Linked DNA regions of Homo sapiens: all the other regions are linked to region 2. Evidence: chromatin loops called from intact Hi-C (ENCODE). Cell type or tissue: endothelial cell of umbilical vein. All regions are shown on one strand. Region 1 overlaps AKT3 (AKT serine/threonine kinase 3). Region 2 overlaps AKT3 (AKT serine/threonine kinase 3). Region 3 overlaps AKT3 (AKT serine/threonine kinase 3).

Region 1 (2,500 bases), 51 kb after region 2:
AGATCCTCTCACTTCAGCCTCCCATAGCATGTGGGATTATAGGTGTGAGCTACTGTGCCCAGCTGTTGTTTTCAGTTTTACTCTTCTGTGGTATGTGGTAAGAGGGAGCATTTGTTTTCTAGAGCCTGCAGCATGTGTGGGTCAGTTGAAAATGTATAAAAATTTTGAGTTACGCACGGTGGCTTGTGCCTGTAATCCCAATACTTTGGGAGGCTGAGGAGGGAGGACTGCTTGTGCCAGGAGTTTAAGACTAGCCTGGGCAACATAGTGAGACCCTGTCCCTAAAAATATGTAAAAAAAATTTTAAAATAAAAATTTTGAAATGCAATTTGTGTCTTAAAATTCTGCCTTATTTATTTGCAACGTGTGTTTCTTGTCATGTATTTGCTGCTGTATGCTGGTAGAAAAAGCATAGAGAGTGGACTCAGGCAGTCCATGCTCTAGCCTCCTGTTCTACTCTGAACTAGATGTGTGACATTGTAAGTGCTGCTGCTTCACTTCGGGTGTTACTCCTGATTTGCACAGTGAAAAGTGTTTTATTACAAGATGATTTCTAGAAGTTTGTTTCTGTTCTGACATTAGATGACCTGTGATATGTGAAGCTTAAGACATCTTTTTTCATTACTGGGTTTATACGGGGTGTTGAGGCTTGTGATACATTTACTGTTATAAATTCATTTTAATGTGTTTGGAGGACTTGAGATGATTGGAGATTATTAGATTGATAGCTGATGTTTGGCTTTATTATTGGAAAATAGTTCTAGCTACGAAACCTGTTTTTGAGTGAAAGTATGCTAGGAATGGCCATTGCTTTTCTTCCTACAGAGATAAGTGATCTCTTGGTGTTGTACACATGAAGCTCTCACCTTTATTTTTAAAGTCATGGATTTTACCTTGGCTCCTATAAACTCTTCTCCCCTCCCCCATGTAGCTGTAAGCATTCCTACTCCTAGGATGATTTGGAATGTGTGTGTTTCAAATCATGTTTAGTGATTGTAAGGCTAATCTCAGCTTAATTATCACTGCCAAAGGAATCCTCTGACCCCCAGGGCCAGATCATGTTGTTTGCTTTCATGGTATATTTTTCCCTTTTCATAGTCCGGGTTATATATATAGATGTATAATTCCATAATATCTTGTCAGCAAAACTGGAAGCTCTGGGAGGGCAGTGACTGTATCTCTTTTGCTGACTTTTATCTATAATGTCGGGCACATGATTGGCAGCATTGGAGACATATTTTTGAGTTAAGTGAATAAATTGTTTCCCCACAAATAATAAATTAATAGAAATTTAATGGTAAAAGCTCAAAATGTTTATTAGAATCATGATGGTAGCCTTTGTTATTACCAGTGAATTTAAAAGGAAAGAATAACCAAGGTGTTTGTATAAATGACTTATTATTGTTTGTGCAAGAACAGTGAACGTTCCCTAGTACAGGAAGCAGCTTTAAAAAACTGCTGGCAGAACTAAGAAGTCAGACTGTCCTTGACCCCTAGATCAAATGTTTTTGAGCCTGAGTTTCCTTAAATCTTCTTCAGTTGAGAATAAACATTTTGACAAAATAGAAGATTTATTCTGTTAATTTTTGGTCTTCATAAACCTAACTAAATTTGCTAAAACAACAAAAACTTTCTAATTTTTACTAGTTTTGTTTTTTAAAAAGTTTGTTTCCTTTTAAGTGCATAACACTTTAAAATGAGCTCAGCTGTATTAGCAGATAAACATGTTGATTCATTTGGTCCAGAGCTACTGAATGAAGCTTGCAGGAGCACAGTTTGTTCTTTATGCCGCCCAGGGGCAGAATGTTTCTCTTCCTCTCCTCCTTATTGAGAGAAGGGGACTGGAATAAGTGACTCCTCTTATTTAGGTTTGCCTGAATTGTTGACGAGGGAAGGGGGCAAGATTTCTTCACCATTTATCCTTCGTCTCATTTAAATTCTGTTCATTAACATAAAGTATATGCACTCATACTGTGATATACATGTTGAATTATTAGTGTCATATATTTACAGTTTTTACAAAACCATTTTACTTAATGCTCTGGTTTGAGTAATCTGTTGTTTAAAGGTATAATGAATCAGAGTTGTTTTTAGGCGTATTGCGTTTTTGAGGATGGACTTAATTTTGGAAGCAAAGAGAAGTATGTTCTATCCAGTGGAGTGGAGTTGAGATAATAGGTATGCAGTTCGCCTCTCATACCCATTGTGGGTTCTGCATCTGTGGTTCTATCAACTGTGTGTCAAAAATACTTGAGAAAAAAAAAAAAGAATGGTTACGTTCATACTGAACATGCATAGACTTTTTCCCCTTATTTTCCCCTAAACAATACAGTGTGACTATTTATATAGTATCTACATTGTATTAGGTGTTTTAAATAATCTAGAGATGATTTAAAGTACAGGCCTAGCTTGTTTTATTGCACTTTGCTAATACTGCATTTCTTACAAATTGAAGATTTGTGGCAACCTTGAGTCGAGCCAGTCTATCAGTGCCATTTTT
Region 2 (2,500 bases):
AAAAATTTTTTTTAAAAATTAGCTAGGCATGGTGATGCCTGCCTGTAGTCCAGCTCCTCAGGAGGCTGAGGTGGGAGGATTGCTTGACCCCCATTGGAGGCTGCAGTGAGCTATGATTGTGCCACTCTACTCTAGCCTGGATGATGGGGGGAAACCCCATCTCAAAAAAAAATTTTTTTTGGATACTGTAAATAGGAAAGCCTGTTGTGTTTTGTTATTTGCATTGTCTTCCCAAGAGCTCCATGCCAAATTTGTGACGTATCTTTCCCAAGTATGTATGCCTTTACTCTGACTTCTTTTTATCTTAAGGCAGTATAGTTTTGGAATGCAGGCTCTGGAGTCAGACAGCCTGGGTTCAGATCTTGGCTCCACATTTACTAGGTGTGTTGAAATTGAGCAAGTTGGTTTATCTGTGTGAGCCTCAGTTTCCTTGTCTGTGAAATGGAATTAATAGTATCCTCATAAGGTTATAAAGATCACATAAGAATAATAGATGTAAGTACCCGTAACAGTTCTTGGCACATCTTGAGTACTAAATATTTTTTTCTACTTTCATATTCCCTTTGTTTCACTTTACTTTATAATAAGTACATAATATGAAATCAATTATTTTTTAATCTCCTTAAAATATTTCTTGGAACAGGCAGAGTAAGAATACGTAAATGATGAGTTCTTGGTACGTTGTATTTTATATCACTTAAAGTATTCACGACTGGTTGTGGTGGCTCACTTCTGTAATCCCAGCACTTTGGGAGGCTGAGGCGGGTGGATCATGAGGTCAGGAGTTTGAGACCAGCCTGGCCAATATGGTGAAACCCCGTTTCTACTAAAAATACAAAAATTAGCAGGGCGTGGTGGCGCACACCTGTAGTCCCAGCTGCTTGGGAGGCTGAGGCAGAAGAATCGCTTGAACCTGGGAGGTGGAGGTTGCAGTGAGCAGAGATCGCGCCACTGTACTCCAGCCTGGCGACAGAGTGAGATTCCGTTTCAAAAAAAAAAAAAACAAAAAATTTACAATTGCTTCTGAAATTACAGGGATTTAGGGCAATTAACTTTCATTCTCTTCCCTCTTCACCTCAAATACACATCACCAAACAAATTTTCTCTATTATTTGGGTAGGCGTGACTGGTTTTCTTAAGACTTTTTTGTTGCAACCTCTTAGGTTAAAAGTTTCACTATCATTTGAAATTGGTCACAAGACTAGGGAAGTGCTTTCATTATAGAACTATTTAATAAATAAGTTCCCCAGTTTGAAGAGCCAGACTTTTATGTGAGGTCAGGCCAGTTGAAGACATTTACAAAGAATTAGTTGTTTGTTATTGCTCTGTGAGTTGCAAGAATGGAAAAAAAATTCTTTCTTCAATACTTCCTTCCAGGCTGAGTCATCACTAGAGAGTGGGAAGGGCAGCAGCAGCAGAGAATCCAAACCCTAAAGCTGATATCACAAAGTACCATTTCTCCAAGTTGGGGGCTCAGAGGGGAGTCATCATGAGCGATGTTACCATTGTGAAAGAAGGTTGGGTTCAGAAGAGGGGTAAGTGCTCCGCAAACCAAAAATAATACGGTTGGTAAGAGTGCTAGCAGTGAGTGGTGTCTTAGAAGTTGATCTTTTTTCTGATACTGTTAAACTGTGTCATGCTATGTCTAGTAAGAGAGAAATGATATATTTAACGTGTGTTAGGAATTTGCTTGTTATTAAGGGATTTTTTTGTAATTCTTGATTTTGAGCATTTATAATCTAGTTAAGTTAGGTTTGACTTTCTGGTATGTTGTGTGTAGCGTGTTACAGAAAGTGTTGTATTTTTCTGTGGTGTCTACAGGTTCTGTAATCTGGAGAGATATCTTTAGAATCATTTAATATATGTAAAAGTACGATCCTATATGCATTTAATCACATGTAAATATATAAATAAGAGAATTAAGCCAGTTTGAATGGTTGTAGGGGAATGGCTTAAAGTAGAAAAGGGGAAAGGGTTCACCCGCAAACTCATGGATTAATCCCATAAATTTGGTAAGTAAAGTCCTGACGTAAAAGGCCAAATGAGGACAAGGATTTTTTGTGTGTGTATGTTTATGTTTAATTTCGTATTTTTATTTTTCATCATCTAGGTTTAATACACCTTGTTCACTCCTACTTTAGATAAATAACTTAAGCACATTATTATTTTTTATTATTAAAGGAAGAACCCTTCGATGTAAAGCGGTTTATCATCTGTGAGATCACCTGCTTATGTGGTCAATATATTTATTAGAAATTTAGAGTTTAGATTAGTTGCTAGGCAACTACTGTTTACCCACATGGCCACGTCGAGTAGGATGAGGACTGTTCCATTCTCAGAACCTTTTAGTTCCTGTATATCTACTTTATGGTTACAAGTTCCCTCCTAATATTGATTTTAATATTTTTTGAAGGTCTGTAGTAAATACCTATCCTGAAAAGCTGTTGTCATAGTTAAATGTGATTATGGATTATTTTTTAAATGAGCCTTATTAAGTCGT
Region 3 (2,500 bases), 81 kb after region 2:
TTTTGACATTGTTCTAATCGTTTTCATTTAAATTTGAGTATGCTATAGAATTTTGATGTGTACATCTGCTCTGTGACTCCTTCCTTATTTTAAATCTGTTGCAAAATTTTCCCCAATCAGTTGGCATGCTTTTAAGCCAGTAGTGATAAACAGATATCCATGAAGGGCTGGTAGAGTCTTTTGTCCTGAATGGGTTTTGAGCTCAAGCCTAAAGTAAATATTAAGGTGAACTTCCAAGTGATTCACAGTAAAGCACTAGCTTCTCATTCATTGAATATAATTGATAAAGTTTGTATTATTACATAGTTATGATAGGATTTTAAAGACAGCAGGATTCTCTGAAATATAGCTTACCAATTGGAAAATTACTTTAGTGTGATGTATTCTGAGGCTGTAAAGTTTATATCATTTTTAATTGATAAAATTGTTCTAAGTTCTTATTAGAATCTTGAGAAACAAAAATTCTACTGAGTAGGCTGTTTATTCACTTTTTAAAAATGTATGCGAATTTCAGTAGAATAAAATGATGATTTAGAAATTGGTTTTAGTTTATTAGTTAACAGTAGTAAAATAAACTTTATATTGTTTTTCTTTATTAGAGTAATAAGCCGTACAATTTTGTATAGCTAGTAGGCAATACTTAATGGAGAATGAGGGGATAATTTTTCATTCAGTAGAAAAATTTGATATTTGATTTCATAGTTGAGTAATTATACTTAGAAATATCAATTTTTTGCTTTCATAAGTTGTTAAAATATTTTCTACTCAGATAAGTCTGTCTTTATGTCATAAAGTAAGTAAATGACAGATATCAGATCCATAAGCCAACATTAAAATTCACTATAATATACTTGGCCCTAATCCTGAAAGCTCTGGTTCGTTCTAGAAATGTTTCTGGAACAGTGAGTACATGATTTTGGGAGATTAGAAGATTTACATTTTAAATACAGTGTCAATGATCTTTACCTTGCCATGCATAAATTGTGTTGCCAGATGTGCTTAGGTCAATGTTTTAACCATTCACATATCCTGTTTATTTTATGAAATTATTTCATGAGTCTTGAAGTGGGACTTATGATTGAAACGAAGGGTTTGAGAGAAAGTATGTTAATAGTCTTATTAATAGTACGGAAAACAGTCCGTTTGGAGCATGATGCGCTCTGTCACATAGAAACAGTTTTTGGATGCTTTCATAGCCATCTGTAGAGGGTGGATCATTGATTATACATCAGTCAGATAAAAAAGATAATTTTGACATTATCTCTTCTTCCTGAAATACCTTGCTTCTGAAAAATGTGTGTTAGCTTGATCAAATTATTACAAAGGAGTTTCAAAGGGGGTATTTAATAAACATATTACATAGCAAATTTATTGTCTATGATTTTTAGTATTTTCTGTTGACATAAATTTAGGAACAGATGATCAGCAATCTAAACAGAATAAATGATTATTTTTCCCCTCTAGGAATGAAAGATAACTTTAATAAACATAATTTAAGTATCCATTTCACATGATTTAGTCACTAAATACATGCCAGAAATTCTTAGACACTCAGAATTCCTAAGAAGATATTAAACGTATTCTTCAGAAATTTGGGGGTAACTGTAGATGTTTTTATTCATTTACAGTTGCCAGGTATCCTGACCAAAATGTGTTATTTTGACGTTTAGAAATTGTCCTAGCATCCCAATTTCTTATGAGGTACTCAGTTTGGATTAGTGACAGTGCAACGTTGAGACAAGAGAGATTCCAGGATAAAGGAATCAAAATTCTGTGCCTTTTTGCTTCAGTAAGAAAATACTTATTATATTTCTTAAAATGTGTACATATTTTTTAAAGTACATTCATCTTTCCTTAAAAAATTTAACATCATTAAGTTAATAGTATCTCTTCCCAGCTAACAGTTACTTCTTATTAAATATCCAACGTGGTGCTATGGGCTTTGCTTGTAGTTGTCATTTAATGTGTTTAAATGGTTAAGGGTAAAGTAACTCATGTGAGTGGGATCATACAATATTTTTCCCTTTGTGACTGGCCTATTTCATTTAGCTTAATGTCTTTAGGGTTCACCCATTTTGTACCATGTGTCAAAATTTCTTTTTTTAAGACTGAGTAATGTTCCATTGTATGTATATGCCACATATTGTTTATCCATTTATCCATTGATGGTCTTTTAGTTTTTATTTGTGCGAAAATGCATTCATTTTTTCCATATTTTTAAAGGATGTTTTTACTGAGTAAGACAGTTCTAGGTCAGGGTTTATTTTCTTTTACTCACTGAAGATAAGCATTCCTCTGTCTAAATTATGATATTTAGCTTGTCCATTGAGTCTTTATTTTTGGACATCGTATTTTTCAGTTCTCAAAATTTGTTTCTCTTCCAAATTAGACATGTCTCTTGTATAGTTTTATATTTCACTGAGGAAAATTTCAAGTTTGGCTTCTGTTTTCTTGTACATAGAGTAAATGTAGTTGTTTCATTTACACTCTGTGTCTGATA

Evidence for each region. A loop is a pair of places that touch in the nucleus more often than their neighbours do. Peaks named below come from ENCODE experiments on the same cell type or tissue, not always from the same donor. Only the 100,000 strongest peaks of a DNase experiment are listed, where the experiment ranks them.
Region 1: it touches region 2 in a loop (4-fold over the local background); 17 of 110 quality-filtered maps call a loop at or near these places.
Region 3: it touches region 2 in a loop (2.5-fold over the local background); 7 of 110 quality-filtered maps call a loop at or near these places.

The regions. Positions count from the first base shown.
Region 1 is chr1:243,791,055-243,793,554 of GRCh38, reverse strand. All of the region lies in intron 2 of AKT3 (AKT serine/threonine kinase 3), which reads left to right. AKT3-IT1 (AKT3 intronic transcript 1) reads left to right here. Exons shown (of 2, transcript NR_046761.1): 2 at 1-350. Among named protein-coding and RNA genes, the nearest start is that of AKT3-IT1, 2.1 kb to the left of the region's middle. In endothelial cell of umbilical vein, no CTCF peak of the experiment used is centred here; DNase peaks (open chromatin) are centred at 624, 964, 1,474 and 1,734; H3K27ac peaks cover 1,572 bases.
Region 2 is chr1:243,842,160-243,844,659 of GRCh38, reverse strand. It overlaps AKT3 (AKT serine/threonine kinase 3), which reads left to right. Exons shown (of 14, transcript NM_005465.7): 2 at 1,378-1,535. The coding sequence starts at 1,490. Among named protein-coding and RNA genes, the nearest start is that of AKT3, 6.8 kb to the left of the region's middle. In endothelial cell of umbilical vein, no CTCF peak of the experiment used is centred here; a DNase peak (open chromatin) is centred at 1,319; H3K4me3 peaks cover 208 bases; H3K27ac peaks cover 1,713 bases.
Region 3 is chr1:243,761,155-243,763,654 of GRCh38, reverse strand. The region is part of intron 2 of AKT3 (AKT serine/threonine kinase 3); the gene reads left to right. Among named protein-coding and RNA genes, the nearest start is that of AKT3-IT1, 32 kb to the left of the region's middle. In endothelial cell of umbilical vein, no CTCF peak of the experiment used is centred here; no DNase peak of the experiment used is centred here.